Regions from separate parts of the Mus musculus genome. Here region 2 is linked to region 1. Evidence: chromatin loops called from intact Hi-C (ENCODE). Cell type or tissue: left cerebral cortex. All regions are shown on one strand. Links, peaks and the distances in the headings refer to the core of each region. The heading gives the core; the rest is flanking DNA.

Region 1 (8,585 bases), core at 1,956-6,955:
TTTAGGAAATAAAAATAAATCCACCTCTCACAGGGCAACTGAATAACATTTAAGTACTCTGGTCAATGAATATTATATACTTCCCCAACTGTTTCTTCCCGAGTGTGGGATATCTCGTACATTCTTGGTCCTCACCCATTTCTCTGGTCTTAGGATTCCCCTTGACCAACCAGAAAGTTTCAAATGTACACCAAAATTAATTTTTTATACCTAAACTCCATAACTTTAAATTTTGTTCCTACTCTATCTATCCCTGCAGAAATTCCCTGTCATATAGTGTCAAGATAATTTACTTCACATTACTTAAAAATTAAACTCAAAGTCATCACATTCTTGTATAAACAGTCTGTTTGCAGGGTAAGAATTTATTGAAAAGTGCCTAGTTTCAAAGCATAAACGGCAGATTGTATCATTGTGATCTAATCACTCATAAAAAAATCTTGTAAAATCCCAGCATTCTTTTATGAGCTGTGCTACAATGTCTTATAACAAAGGGAATAATTGAGTACTCATATCCTATATTAGGAAAAACAAGCTCTACAATTTACCACTGAACAATAAATGCAATAATAAAAACATTATTTAAACAAGATGAAAATGGTCAGAATGTGTCAGCATAACAATTAAAACTTCTTTGGACCTGTCCATTAATATCAAATATATAGACACATGCTCAGTTTTGAAGATCCTTTTCTACATTTTCTTACTGTATGAAAACACTTAACAAATTATCCACTAAAACAATATATACATAATTTTCACAGAAGTATTTTTAAAAGGAAAAAACAAACTCTAATAAGCTCCTGAATTCAGTATAATCCTTTTTCTATGCTTTTATGCTTTTGACATGCAGGAATACGAGAATCCCTTCTAGAATTTAATTGCATGTGGCAGAAAAAAATGAGTATTATTAACTCTACAACATTAAAAATAATTCATTAAGGCTATTTTGCTTTGTGGAAAACGTTTGTGAATGCACGCTTGACTTCTTTGTTCCTCATGCTGTAGACCAGAGGATTCAGCATAGGGATGATCATGGTGTAGAACACAGATGTGATTTTGTCAGTGTCCATGGAGTGACTGGAGCTGGGCTGCAAATACATGAATATGCCAGTCCCATAGAAAATAGACACTGCAGTGAAGTGTGCGGCACAAGTGGATACAGCCTTTCCATATCCAGCATCTGAGTGCATTTTAAAGATTGTGATAAAAATGAATATGTAGGATATACAAATAACTAACACAGAAAAAAAAATACTGAAGCTCCCTACATAAAAAAGAACCAGCTCACTAACATGTCTATCAGAGCAAGAGAGAATCATGACTGCTGGGATATCACAAAAGAAGTGATGGACCACATTAGACCTACAGAAAGAAAGATTGAAGGTGTCCCCAATGTGAATGGAGGCAATCAGGAAACCACAGGCATAGGAACCTATAGAAAGACACACACACACACCTGAAGTCATAGTGGTGGCATAGTGCAAGGGCTTACACACTGCTGCATAGCGATCATATGCCATTGAGGCCAACAGGAAATTTTCCACTGTAGCAAAGGCTACAAAAAAGAACATCTGAGCAGCACACCCATTATAGGATATGACCTTGTCTCCTTTTAGGAGCCCACTCATGACTTTGGGTGTGACATCAGAGGAGTAACAAAAATCCACCAGGGACAGATTACCTAGAAAAAAGTACATGGGAGTGTGGAGACACGAGTCCAGGAAAATCAGCAGAATTTTCCCCAGATTTCCTACCAGGGTGATGGTGTAGATGATTAGAAGTATCATGAAGAGGGGAAGCTGTAGTTCTGGGTCATCTGTGAGTCCAAGCAGGAGAAAGTGTGTCACTTCTGTATTGTTCTCCATCACTGTTACATTTAAAAGTTTTAATTGTTCATAGACATTGGAAAAAAGAAACATGATGATACAGAAGGTGAATGAAATTAGAAAAAATATGTGCAAACATATGACTTGGTTGAGCAAAAATCTGTACTTTGCAATTGTCTACAATAGTTCTTTTGCCAAATCAAATTTGATGTTGTAAATATACAGAGGGTACATCTGCTATAATTTAAAGATTATTAATAGAGTACATATATTATTTTAACATTTATTATATATATAGTGAGAATATTTAACAACTTGACAAAAGTGATGTTTGATGGTTTCCCAATTCACTTCTGAGCTCAACAAAAGCTCACATTTTCTCCTGCCAATTTCCAAAGGCTTTTCTAGACAGGAACATTATGTGTCATTCCATGTATACTATTAATTATATCAGAATTTGATAATTGTTTTCATTTAAGTATGGAGATGAAGAGTTTGAGAAATTTATTCATATTTTAAGTATAAAATCAAGTCATTGCCTTCGGTTTTTGATTTTATTTAATCTCATATTAGATTCTCAAATATGAGAGTCTAAGCAGAACTTCAATTCAATTGGAGATAAGATAAATTATAATTACATAAATTCAACATTACTTTAATTCCAGCGATTTATTTCTGTTTCTAAGCATATGCTACTTGTTTAATTTTTTTTTCTTGAAAACAAGATCCTAGAAGAGGATGCCCTCTAAAATAAGTACTATGGCTTGGAAATAACCACATTTCCCCTTTATTTGTATCTATATTTTGGATACTTCTCAAAGCAGACATTATCAGAAACTCTGGAATTTACCTTTTTTTTTTCCTGAATCCCTCCACCTTTTCTTTCAGCCTAAAAAACATTTGTGCTTAATGTAGCAGATTTTTTTTGGATATAACTCAAAAAGTATGACTTTCTCTCTTTTCTCCATGTCCTATCAAGAGCGGCTAGAATGATAGTTTGACTCTGTTTTTGTGTTTCTCTAAAATTCTAACTTGTCTTTAAACTTCCTTCTGAGTTTACCTCTAAAGTATTTTATTAATGTAAGTAAGAAACGAACAGGAAATATTGTATACCGTGGTAACAGGTATAGCATATGCTGTAGTCGATGTAGTGGAATAACTTGGTAATGTCAATATCATCAGCCAGATGTAGTTATGAAAGTTGCAGACAGATAATCATAATCTATAGCACATACTGTGTTTTGGTCTACTCACTATTTAGGATTCACTGATCTGGAGCTATCTTCCATGACATCAGAAACATAGAACAGGGAAGAAGTCCATTTTGAGGTATTATTGCTAGTAGATTACAAGATCCTAAAAAAGACAATACAATGTTATTGTAAGAAATGCAGTAAGTGTTACCATTCATGTTATATTTTAATTGAAGAGTCATCTGTTTTAGGTTCTGATATAATTTAGTGGTGGCTAGGTACAGGTCCTTCAGCTACAGGCAATCCTCATTCTTTATTCCTTATTTTCCCTTACCTTCCTCAATTATGTCACTGAGTGATTATGCTGTCCAGCATGTCCCTATTTTTCTGAACACAGTGATTGTCATCCTTCAATTCCCTGTGATCCAGTCTTCCTCATCTTCTTACATCAAACCCATATATTTATTTCACTAGAGCCCATTTCCATTAAATTATTCTTTCCTTCATTCTGTCACACCATAGCAAAATCACTAATAAGACCAAATAAAATTGGACATTTATAGGATCTGTATACAGATCTCTTACCCATGTGAAAATATTTGGCATTTTATGGCTCTCAAACAGCAATAATATTCACTCCTTGCATTGGTTTTGTTTTCTTGAATACAAAATCCATCACTTAGTCTAGTCATTAAATCCTAGGTTGAAGCTATCTTCCTGTGAATTCTTTCAGAATGGCTGCAACATAAATCATGTTTTTGTTTGCATTGAAGCTTTTGATATAATATTTACTTTAAAAATGATTATTACCTACCCCAAGTCTCTTGATATCCTAGAAATTTTAGGTTACAAACTATTATTATAGAGACTATTTTCAGAAAATATTATCCACAATTAACAAGGAATTTACACATGATGAATAATTTTCTGTTATTTTTAGTAATACTTGTTATGTTATCATTGATGAAACTTGGAAATTAAAATGTTACAACATAGTATAAAGTTATTTTTTATCATGAAAAATATTCAGAGCATTTTAATCCTTATACCAATATTAAACTCATCATTTTCAAACTATGTAATGATCATCTCTCTATAATTATAGCAAAAATGTTAAAATGGATATATGATCGTGAATTTTACTCTTCTTGTTTTCTCTATGCTTCTTCATAACCAATAATAAGATTAGAAAAGTATTCACAGTGATTCAGAATATCTTGGTTTTAGTTTTTGTTTTGTTTGTTTTTTGTTTTGTTAACTACTGTGTTAAGAGAATAGGTAAACTTCCTAAAATAGAACTTTTTGCCTTTGTATCATAAACTTCCTCCAGTCTTTGTTTTAGAAAAGATTTCCATGATCCCCTTTTCCCTTAACATATATCACAATAGGCACTTCTACCCCACTCCCTTTCTCACTGAGAATGTTTATTTAATATACATGAAGAGCCACCAATTCTTTGGAAGAAGAGAGTAAAACCAATTGTGTGGACATGACATAATCAAGTAAACCTTAGAGTGCTGGTTACACAGTTCTTCCTCAGGGAGTGCACTAACACTTTCATGTTCTCTAAAACATGAAAATCAGAAGAAATAGAGAAAATAAGCTTTGACTTTTGAACCTAAATTCTTCCTTTCTCAAGGATGGGTTACACATTTGCCTTACCTACAAACAGAAAAATGAGAAGATTGAATATCTCATAAATATTATCCCTTGTGCCTTAAAAAACAATGTCTACATGACATCATACAAATAAATATGTCAATATAGCATTTACCTTCAAATGATTTTTCTTAAATATTCATGAAGATTAACAGAAGATCTTTAGTCCAATTGTGTTCATGAAAGTGATAGCAGCAAATGCCATTCAAATGCATAGATATACTCTTCTGAAAAAGGACTCAAAGCATAATACTATTTAAGTAGCTTATGCATGAGGAACCAGAAAATCTAGGAAGAGTTATTCACCTCTGGAGATTTCTCTCACAATAATTCTTCTAGCTCCTATTCTCCTTTCTAGGGAGGAAGCAATTAAAACTGCAGGCAATCATTTGCCTATGGGAAGTTTTAATTGAACTCACAGGGTTATTAATGATTGTGGAGTAAGGAGTTCATGAAGTTGGGAGACAAGATGAGAGGCACTGGGAGGAGTTGAAACTTTGAGGTGAGGTATTGATAGATATACTCAATATACATTATATCCATATATATATAATTTCAGATATTATATAAAACATATCATATCCATACACAAACAACGCATAAATATACACAATTTATGGCTGAATTATCTTAAGTTCCAAGAGATGGAACCCGTACTTGACACTGATTCTATCCAAAAATCAGAGAATAGATATCCCAACGACCTTAGGTAAAGCATATACTACTCTTCTAAATAATTAAAACCATTATAATAACAAAACTCTTAATAATATTCTCAATTAATCATACACACACACATACATACACACACACACGCACACACACACACACACACACACACACACACACACACTCATGCTTTATTTAGCTACCACTGGAGAAGTTTTGTACTGCAGCAGTTGGGGACAATACATAGGCCCATAGACATATATTACACACAAAAATAGACTTTGGGATCCATGTCTCTGAATGATATGTGTCTATTTAGTTCCTTCACTCAGAGCTCAGGGAACTCCTTGGATAGATATGCAGAAGGAGTTGGAGTGACAGAGATGAACTACAACACCAAATGATGCCCTCTAAACCCCCTGAGTCAAACAAGCTTTTATGAAATCACTGAGATTGAAGCAGCAATCACAGAGATTATACTATGCCCTCTGCATATATAATATAGTTTTTAGTTTTAATACCTCTATGGAAATTCTTAATATGTGAAGAGTGGATGTTCTTGTTCTTGTTCCTGCTTTTGGGAATCTTTTGTTTTTCTGTTAGCTTGTCTTTTTCCAACTTATATACGATTACTTCTGGTTGTCTCTGTTATGTTTTACTTTGCTGTGTTTTGTCATTATCTATTAGAAATCTCTTCTTTTTTTTTTAATGAGAGCCAGGAGCAGAGTGGATCCAGATGGAAGAGAAGGTAGGAAGGTACTGGGAATAGTGGAAGGATGGGGATATGTATAGTATATGAGAAAATAACTTATATTTAATAAAATTAGGAAAAGAAAATTTCTTATTTAGCTACTAAAATAAACAACAAACAGGCAATTTAAACAAACCTATAACACCTAGAGAAGCAGAAGCAAACATTATAGGTTCCACAAGTACAAAAACCTAGATTCAGATGATTTTAGCCCAGAAATCTATCAAAAATATGAAGAAAAGCTAACAAAAATACTCTTTCCATTATTTCACCAAATATAAACAGAAGAAATAGTGTCCAATTAATTTTATTAGACCACAGTTTTCCTGATACCCAAAATATATAAAGAATCAATGAAAAATAAATTTAGAATGAATTTCCCTTATGAACATATATTCAAACACACTCTATTTAATACTAGCAAACAAATTTAAGAAATAAAATAATGAGACAGTATCATCAAGTAGGCTTTATTCCAGAGATGTCTGGTTGGATCAATATAAAAAAATTAGTAAATACACTATATAAACAAATCAATAAAAAACACACAATAATGTCATTATATGCTCAAAGGGCCTTTGTGAAAATCCAACCCTTTTTCTTGATACAATTCCAGGAAATATTAGGAATAAAATGACATGTTTCAACAGAATAAAGACAGTTTAGAACAGGCTAATAACCTACATTAATGCATATGAAGAGAAATTCAAATTGATTCCAGTAGAAGCTTGGAAAAAAGACAAGGTTATTAACTTTTTGGGTACACACACATGTATATATATATATATATATATATATATATATATATATATAGAGAGAGAGAGAGAGAGAGAGAGAGATATTCAGTATCATACTTAAATTCTCTGTTAAGATTAAAAAAATTGAAGCAGATAAAAGGGATAAAATTTGGAAAGAAAGAAGTCAACATTTCTTTGCTTGCAAAATTGATAGTATATTTATGTGACACTAACAGAATACCTACAGCTGATAAACACAAATTAACTTTAAAAAATCAATAGCCTTCCCATATAGAAACATCAAATGGGTTGAGAAATAAATAAGGAACTCAATACCTTTTACAATAGCCTCAAATACTATAAAATATATCCTTCCTTAATGTTTACAAAGCCCGTCAAATCCTTCTATGATAAAAAACTTCCATCTTTAAAAGTAGAGATTACAGAAGGTATCATGAAGACCTTCCATGCTCATAAATTGGTAGGATTAACTTCTAAAAAGACCCATAATACCAAAAGCAATTTCCAGATACAATGCAAAAATCACCAATACTCCAAAAACAATTCCTTATATTTCTTGTAAGGAAAACTATTATCTTCATATTGGAATATTCCAGGATAGCTAGAACATTCATGAGTAATGAAATAACTTATAAACATTTCACTTTTCATGTTTGTATACTGTAATAATGAAGTATAATGATAAAACTGCATGATATTGGCATAAATACTGACACATGATCAATGGAATCAAATTGAAGACCCAAACTTTAATTTTCATATATAATGGCATCTGATTTTCTATAGAGTGCAGAAAACACAGTTGAAAAATCATAGCATTTTCAGCAAGCAGGGCTAGTTAAACTTGATATATGCATATTGAAGAATGAAAATATATCCATACAAAGACAGCACAAAAGAAGATACACTGAACAAAAATAGAAAAGAAAGTGGAGAATATTCTTGATTCATTGGCACAGGAGAATATTCATAAATATATCACTGATAATCCAAGCACAAAGATGAACAATTAGTAAATGGGAGCTTGTGAACTGATCATTAGAACAAAGTAGCAGTACACAGAATAGCAAGAGATTTTTTCCTAAATTGACATACAGTAGAGGAGTACTATCTCAAATATATGAAGAGCTCAAAATACAAATAATCGAATTAAAAATGGGATACAGATCTAAGTAGAGAATTCTCAATAGAAAGACCCTAATGGGTGAGAGACACTTTTTTTTTAAATGAAGTTCAATATCCTTAACCATCAAAGAACTGTATGCCAAAACTATTTTGATATTCTATCTTGCACATGTCAGAATAACTAACATACATACCACAAATGACAGCTCATGCCATTGATAATATGGAATAAGAATAGCCCATCCATTCCTGGTTGTAGTGTAAGTTTGTACAGCTACAGTGAAAACAAGTCTGCAAAATGATGAAATTGCTCTACATCATGACCTAAATATAACAGCCTTGGGCATATACTCAAAGGAGGTTCCGTCCTAAAATAAGAACACTTTATCAACCATATTCAATGATGCTTTATTCATAATAGCCAAACATGGGAAACAACATTGAAATTCATAGAAAGAAGAATGGATAAAGAAAATGTGCTACATTTACCCCATAGGGTATGAGTCAACTGTTTAAAAAATGACATGACAAAATTTTCAGGCAAATGGATGAACTAGAAAAAACATCATTCTGAGTAAAGTAACCCATATCTGTAATGATA
Region 2 (8,585 bases), core at 1,683-6,682, 57 kb before region 1:
AAATCTGGTGTAATTCTGATAGGCTTGCGTTTATAAGTTACTTGACCTTTTTCCCTTACTGCTTTTTGTATTCTATCTTTATTTAGTGCATTTGTTGTTCTGATAATTATGTGTTGGGAGGAATTTCTTTTCTGGTCCAGTCTATTTGGAGTTTTGTAGGCTTCTTGTATGATCATGGGCATCTCTTTCTTTAGATTTGGGAAGTTTTCTTCTATCATTTTGTTGAAGATATTTGCTGGTCCTTTGAGTTGAAAATCTTCATTTTCATCCACTCCTATTATCCGTAGGTTTGGTCTTCTCATTGTGTCCTGGATTTCCTGGATGTTTTGAGTTAGGATCTTTTTGCATTTTCCATTTTCTTTGATTGTTGTGCTGATGTTCTCTATGGAATCTTCTGCACCTGAGATTCTTTCTTCCATCTCTTGTATTCTGTTTCTGATGCTCGCATCTATGTTTCCAGATTTCTTTCCTAGGGTTTCTATCTCCAGAGTTGCCTCAGTTTGAGTTTTCTTTATTGTGTCTACTTCCCTTTTTAGGTCTAGTATGGTTTTGTTCATTTCCATCACCTGTTTGGATGTTTTTTGCTTGTTTTTCTGTAAGGACTTCTACCTCTTTGATTGTGTTTTCCTGTTTTTCTTAAAGGACTTGTAACTCTTTAGCAGTGTTCTCCTGTATTTCTTTAAGTGAGTTAATAAAGTCCTTCTTGATGTCTTCTACCATCATCATGAGATATGCTTTTAAATCCGGGTCTAGCTTTTCGGGTGTGTTGGGGGTGCCCTGGACTTGGTGAAGTGGGAGTGCTGGGTTCTGATGATGGTGAGTGGTCTTGATTCCTGTTAATAAGATTCCTACGTTTGCCTTTCACCATCTGGTAATCTCTGGAGTTAGTTGTTATAGTTGACTCTGTTTAGAGATTTTTCTTCTGGTAATCACTGTCCCATCCTTAAGGTGTACTATACAACAATATTGATAAAAAAAGAACAACACATGATATTCGTTCAGAGATAGACTGGTAGATCAATGGAATAGAACTGAAGCCCCAGAATTAAACCTACACACCTATGTGGACCTGAAGTTTTACAGTGAAGACAAAACCATCTAGAAGAAAAAAGACAGGCTGAGAAAAAAAAATTAGGGAAAAAACACCCTTTACAATAGTCACAAATAATAGAATACACCTGGGTGTGACTCATATCAAACAAGTGAAATATTAGTATGGCAAGAACTTCACATCTCTGAAGAAAGAAATCGAAGATGATCTCAGAAACTGGAAAAAATATCTTATGTTCATGGACTGGCAGGATTAATATAGCAAAAAAAGACATTTTGCTAAAAGTGAAATCCACATCAAAATTCTAACTCAATACTTCATAGAGTAAGAAAGATAATTCTCAAATCCATTTGGAATAACAAAAAAAAAAATCCAGTAGAGCAAAATCTATCTAAACAATAAAAGTACTTCTGAGGGAATCACCATCCCTGACCTCAAGCTGTATTACACTGCAATAGGGATAACAACTGCATGGTATTGGTACAGAGACAGATATTAAGCTCTGATAATGTCACATATAACATATATAATAATATATATATATAATATATATATATATATATATATGATATAATATAATGTTTATTTAACATACATGAAGAGCCACCAATTCTTTGGAAGAAGAGAGTAAAACAAATAGTGTGAATGTGACATATATAAATTATAATACATATAATATTATATATATATATATAATATATATATATATTATATATATATATAATATATATATATATATATATAATATTGTATATAATATAAATGTGACATAGTGTGAATGGTATTGTTCAATTCTTTTCTGGCTTGGTTGTGTTTTTCCTGTAATTGTTTAAGGGTTTTTTTGATTGTTTGTTTTTTTTCCTCTTTAAAGTTTCTTCAGAGATTGGAAGGTGTATTACAAGAGGGAGACATTTATGTGATCTAGTGAAAGAGGCAGAGAAGGCATATTACAAGAGAAAGAGAGCAGTGGGAAGTAGAAGAAAGAGAAGATAGGAGGGATCGTAGACAAGAGAAAAATTTGACTAGAATCTTAGCCGCAGTGGTAGGAAAGAAAGGAAAAACAGGACCTAGACAGTGACCTGGGCAACAGAAGACCAATGTGGCTAAAAAAGTTAAGTGATTTGGACTACCAAGCCTCAGCTAAAAAGGCTCAGCTGTGTCAGACTGAAGTTACTTATTTGGGATACATCCTTCAAGATGGGAAGCAGTGGCTAAAGTAAGCCAGGAAAAAAAGACTGTATCTCAGATCCCCACCCCAACTACACTAAGGCAAGTAAGAGAATTTTGGGATACCTCTGGCTTCTGCAGGCTCTGGGTTTGTGACCTTAGCTGCCCTGTTGTACCCTCCAGCCAAGGAAGGAGAGGTGTTTGTGTGGACCCCAGATCACCAGAAAGCCTTTGAAGAAATTAAAAAGGTCCTACTGATGGCCAGCCTTTGCCTGACCTAGCCAATCCTTTCACTCTTTATGTGGAAGAGAGAGCAGGGATCGACAGAGGAGTCCTTACTCAGACTTTGGGACCTTGAAAAAGGCCAGTGGTTTATCTATCCAAGAAGTTAGACCTGTTGCCAGCAGATGGTTTTCTTGCCTGAAAGCCATTGCTGCCATAGCTCTACTTGTCAAGGATGCTGATAAGCTCACTCTAGGACAGCAAATAACTGTAGTGGCACCCCACACTCTTGAAAGCATTATCCAACAGCCCCCTGACCAATGGATGACCAATGCTTGTATGACACATTATCAGAGCTTAATGTTATAATTTATATGTGCTCTTAATATATATAATATTATAATATTGTGCTCTTCAGAATTAGAAACACCTCTGGACAGTTTAGAGTGAGCCCCTATAAATCACTCTACAGGGGGCCCCCTCCAATTGTAAAAGTAGCCTCTGTACATAGTGCTGACATGCTGCTTCCCCAACCTTCATTCTTTAGGCTCAAGGTGCTCAAGTGGGCGAGACAGCGAGTTTGGAAGCAGCTCCAGAAGGCCTATATAATATCCATAAATATTCATGGATATTTTACCTTTGTATCATCAACTTTCCCCAGTCTTTGTTTTAGGAAAGCATTTCCATGATCCTTTTTTCCTTTAACATATATCACAATAGGCACATCTATCCCACTCCTTTTCTAGCTGCCAATGTCTATTTAACATACATGAAGAGCCACCAATTCTTTGGAAGAAGAGAGTAAAACCAATAGTGTGAATGTGACATAATCAAGTAAACCTCAGAATGCTGGTTACACAGTTCTTCCTTGGAGTGTACACTAACAATTTCATGATCCCCAAAACATGGAAAACAGATGAAATAGAGATAATAAGCTTTGACTTTTGAACCTCTATCAACTCTTCATCTTTCATGGATGGGTTTCACATTTGCCTTACCTACAAAAAGAAAAATGAGAAGATTAAATATCTCACAAATTTTATCCCCTGTGCCTTAAGAAAAAAACTAAATGTCTACATGACATCATACAATTAAAGTATGCCAATATGGCATTTACCTTCAAGTAATTTTTCTTAAACATGGCAGAAGATTAACAGAAGATCTTTAGTCAAATTGTGTTCTTGAAAGTGATAACATCAAATGCCATTCACTTGCATGGATATACTCTTCTGGAACATGACTCAAAGTGTATTACTATTTAAGTAGCTTATGCATGAGGAACAAGAAAAATCTAGGAAGAGTTGGACACCTCTGGAGATTTCTCTCACAGTAATACCTCTAGCTCCTATTCTCCTTTCTAGGGAGGAAGCATTTAAAACGGCAGGCAGTCATTTGACTATGGGAAGTTTTAATTGAACTCAAAGGGTTATTGATAATTGTGGAATAAGTAGTTGATGAAGTTGAGAGACAAGATGAGAGGCACTGGATAGATTTGGAAAGTTGCGTAGGTATTTGTAGATGGATATGCTCAATATACATTATATCCATATATATACTTTCAGATATTATATAAAACATATCAGTCATACACGAACAGACAACTCATAAATATACAAAACTTATAGCTGAATTTTCTTATGTTCCAAGAGATGGAAACCATACTTGTCACTGATTTTATCCAAAAACCAGAGAACAGATTTCCCAGGGACCTTAGGTAAAGCATATACTACTCCTCTAAATAATTAAAACTATTATAATAACAAAACTCTTAATGATATCCTCTATTAATCACACACACACACACACACACACACACACACACACACACACACACACAAGCATGTGCATGCTTTATTTAGTTATCACTGGAAAAGCTTTATTCTTTAGCATTTGGGGACAGTACACAGGCCCATAGACATATATTACACACAAAAATAGACTTTGGAACCCATGACTGTGAATGAGATGTGTCTATTTAGTTCCTTCACTCAGAGCTCAGGGAACTTCTTGGATAGATATGCAGAAGGAGTTGGAGAGAGATGAACTACAACACCAAAATGATGCCCTCTAAACACACTGTGCAAAAGAAGCTATTTTTCGTTTTTTCTTTTCTGTGCTTTGCTTTGCTTTTTTTTTTTTTTTTTTTTTTTTTTTTTTTTTTTTTTTGAGACAGGGTTTCTCTGTATAGTCCTGGCTGTCCTGGAACTTACTCTGTAGACCAGGCTGGCCTCAAACTCAGAAATCTGCCTGCCTCTGCCTCCCAAGTGCTGTGATTAAAAGGTGTGTGCCACCACCGCCCGGCTGCAAAACAAGCTTTTATGAAATCACAGAGACTGAAGCAGCAATCACAGAGACTATACTATGCCCTCTGCATATATAATATAGTTTTCAGTTTTAATACCTTTATGGAAATTCTTAATATGTGAAGATTGGATGTTTTATTCTTGTTCCTGCTTTTGAGAATCTTTTATTTTCCTGTTTACTTATCTTTTTCCCAACTTAGATAAGATTACTTCTGTTTGTTTCCATTTTGTTTTACTTTTCTGTGTTTAATCATTATCTATTAGAAACCTCTTCTCTTCAAATGAGAGCCAGGAGGAGAGTGGATCCAGATGGTAGAGAATGTAGGAAGGTACTGGGAGTAGTGGAGAGATGGGAATATGTATATGGAGTGTATTATATGAGAAAATAATTTATATTTAATAAAATTAGGAAAATTTCTTATTTAACTACTAAAATAAGACAACAAACAGACAATTTAAACAAACCTATAGCACCTAGAGAAGCAGAAGCAAATATTGTAGGTTGCACAACTGCAAAAACCAAGGGTCAGATAATTTTAGCCCACAAATATATCAAAATATAAAGAAAAGCTAGCAACAATATTCTTTTCTTTATTTCACAAATTATAAACAGAAGAAATAGTGTCCAGTTAATTTTACGAGGCCACAGTTTCTCTGATAACAAAAATATATAAAGACTCAATGAAAAAGAGATTTAGAATCAATTTACCTTATGAATATATATTCAAACACACTATATTTAATACTAGTGGACAAATTCAAGGAGCACAGTAAAATGATGACCCAGTATCATCATGCCTGGTGGATTCAATATAAAAAAATTAGTAAATACATCATATAAACAAATGGATAAAATGCACACAATAATGTAATTATATGCTCAATGGGCCTTTGAGAAAATCCAATACTAATTCTTGATAAAATTCCTGGAGATATTAGGAATAAAATGATATATTTCAATATAATAAAGACAGTTTATAGAAGGCCAATAGCCTATATCAATGCATATGAAGAGAAATGCAAATTGATTACACTAAAAACTGGTTAAAGACAAGATTAATAATATATATAGATATGTATATATATATATATATATGTATATATATATAGATATGTGTATATATATATGTGTGTATATATATATATATATATATATGTTCAGTACTTGATATATATATCAGTTTAGTACTTGAAGTATTAGCTAAAAAAAATTGAAGGGGTTAAAAAGGATAAAATTTGGAAAGGAAGAAGTCAACATGTCTTTGCTTGAAGATTTGATGGTATATTTATGCCACCCTAACAGAATACTTACAGCTGATAAACACAAAATTAACTCACAAAAATCAATAGTCTTCCCATATAGAAACATCAAATGGATTAAGAAATAAATAAGAAAGATAGTACCTTCCACAATAGCCTCAAATATTATAAAATATCCTTGCTCAATATTTACAAAGCAAGTCAAATAATTCTATGATAAAACTTCAATCTTTGGAGGTAGAAATTACAGACTGTATCATGAAGACCTTCCATGCTCATAAGTTAGTAGGATTAACTTCTAAAAAAGCCATCATACCAAAAGTGATTTACAGATTTAATGCAATAATCATCAAAACACCAATACAGTTCCTCGTGTTTCTTGGAAGGAAATTTATTATCTTCATATGGAAAATTACCAGTATAGCTAAAACATTTATGAATAGTAAAAGAACTAATGAAGCTCTTTCACTCTTCCTGTTTGTATGTTGTACTAGTGAAGTATATCGATAAAAACTGCATGATATTGGCATAAATACTGACACATGATCTGTGGAATCACATTGAACACCAAAACTTTAATTTTCATATCTATGAACATCTGGTTTTCTATAAAGAGTGCAGAAAAACACAATGGAAAATGGTAGTATTTTCAGCAAGCAGGGCTAGTTAAACGTGATGTATGCATATGGAAGAATGAAAATATATCCATACAAAGACCTCAGCACAAAAGAAGATACACTGAACAAAATAGAAAAGAAAGTGGAGAATATTCTTGATGCATTGGCACAGGAGAATATTCATAAATACGACACTGATATCCAAGCACTAAGATGAACAACTAGTAAATGGGACCTGTGGATCCATTATTTGAACAAAGTGGCAGCATACAGAGTAGCAACTGATTTTTCCTAAATTCACATTCAATAGAGGAATGCTCTCTCAAATATATGAAGAACTCAAAACACTAGATATCAAAGAACAAATAATAATCTAGTTTAAAATGGGACACATATCTAAGTAGAGAAGTCTCAAAAGACAGACCCCAATGGGTGAGAAACACTTTTATTAAAAAAAAAGTTCATTATCCTTAACCATCAGGAAATTGTATATCAAAACTATTTAGATATTCTATCTTACACATGTCAGAATGACTAACATACATACCACAAATGACAGCTCATGCCATTGATAATATGGATTAAGGAGGATAGCCCATCCATTCCTGGTTGTAGTGTTAATTTGTACAGCTACAGTGAAAACAAATCCTCAGAATGTTAGGATTGCTTTACATCATGATCTAGATATAACAACCTTGGGCATATACCCAAAGGATGCTCGATCCTAAAATAAGGACACTTTCTTAATCATATTAAATGATGCTTTATTCATAATAGACAAACACTGGAAAACATACAAATTCTTAAAGAGAAGAATGGATAAAGAAAATGCAGTACATTTACAAAATACGTTATTACTCAACTGTTTAAAAAATGACAAGACAAAATTTTCAGGCAAATGTATGAACTAGAAATAATATCATTCTGAGTCAAGTAATCCATATTTATAATGACAAATATTCTATACATTTGCTTCTCTGTGGCTATTTGTTGGTAAGAAACTGATAGATAAGCTGTAAGCCATAGACCCAAAGGGTTAGTTGTATAAAAAGTTTCTGGTGATGGGGGACATATGTATCTCCATGGCAGGGGGAAAAGAAATAGAATTTGAGGGTGGTATGGGATTGAGTGGGAATAGAAACGTGAGAATCAAGTCCAGAAAGAAGGAGAGATAGGGTGGAGGGAAACAATGCAAAGATAGAAAGCTATAATTGAGGGGCATTTGAGACATATGGGAATGAGTGCCATGGAAATATCCTAAAACTTATGATGGTGATTTTAATGAGTCTTCCTAATAATGGGGTATGGAATCTTAACTTGGCACTAAGCAAGAGTTCTAGTAGCAAAACTAGGTTGAACTCAATTGACATGTTGGCTAAGCTGGTCAAATGAATCCCTCTGTGATGCCCGAGGGGGAAAATCTCCAGCTGTTGCCAAGATAGTGTGTTGCTCTCTGAAATTTGACAATAGAGCTCCATTGCTGAGAACAACACCCACATAACTCAATGAAACTGGAGTAGTTTAGCAGATGTTTATGTGGAGTCTTCATTCCCACGTCTTAGTCTTATTATTGAGAGAAGTTATTCTACAGACTACCACTGAAAAAGGTAAAGAACCCAGCCACCAAAACATTCATAAACATTGTAAAGTTTGCTAGGGCAATGATGGCACTGAACTTGAACAAGTAGTCAACTTATGTTTGTTTTTATTGAAGGTACTCTCTACTAGAAGATACCCAAATCCTATCCTGCTTGGGCAATCAAGATCAAGAGACTAGATAGCCAATAAAACAAAGGTAAAAAACACTACTGATACTGCTAAACGAAAGTAGCAACCAAATGACACCAAATGATAATCTCCTATGCTCATAGAAAAATCATAACTTTAAAAGTCATGAGACAACTGAAGGGCTTTCAGGTGGCCCAGGCATTGCACACAGGTCTTTCACTTTTCCTTTTTCTAATT

What was found. A loop is a pair of places that touch in the nucleus more often than their neighbours do. Peaks named below come from ENCODE experiments on the same cell type or tissue, not always from the same donor. Only the 100,000 strongest peaks of a DNase experiment are listed, where the experiment ranks them.
Region 2: a loop joins it to region 1, with 34 times the contacts of the local background. A loop is called at or near these places in 3 of 42 quality-filtered maps.

The regions. Positions count from the first base shown.
Region 1 is chr19:13,312,416-13,321,000 of GRCm38, forward strand. It overlaps Olfr1465 (olfactory receptor 1465), which reads right to left and starts at 1,868. Exons shown (of 1, transcript NM_001011841.1): 1 at 945-1,868. The coding sequence starts at 1,868. The coding sequence ends at 945. In left cerebral cortex, for the core only: no CTCF peak of the experiment used is centred there; no DNase peak of the experiment used is centred there.
Region 2 is chr19:13,255,374-13,263,958 of GRCm38, forward strand. No RefSeq gene overlaps it. Among named protein-coding and RNA genes, the nearest start is that of Olfr1463, 25 kb to the left of the region's middle. In left cerebral cortex, for the core only: no CTCF peak of the experiment used is centred there; no DNase peak of the experiment used is centred there.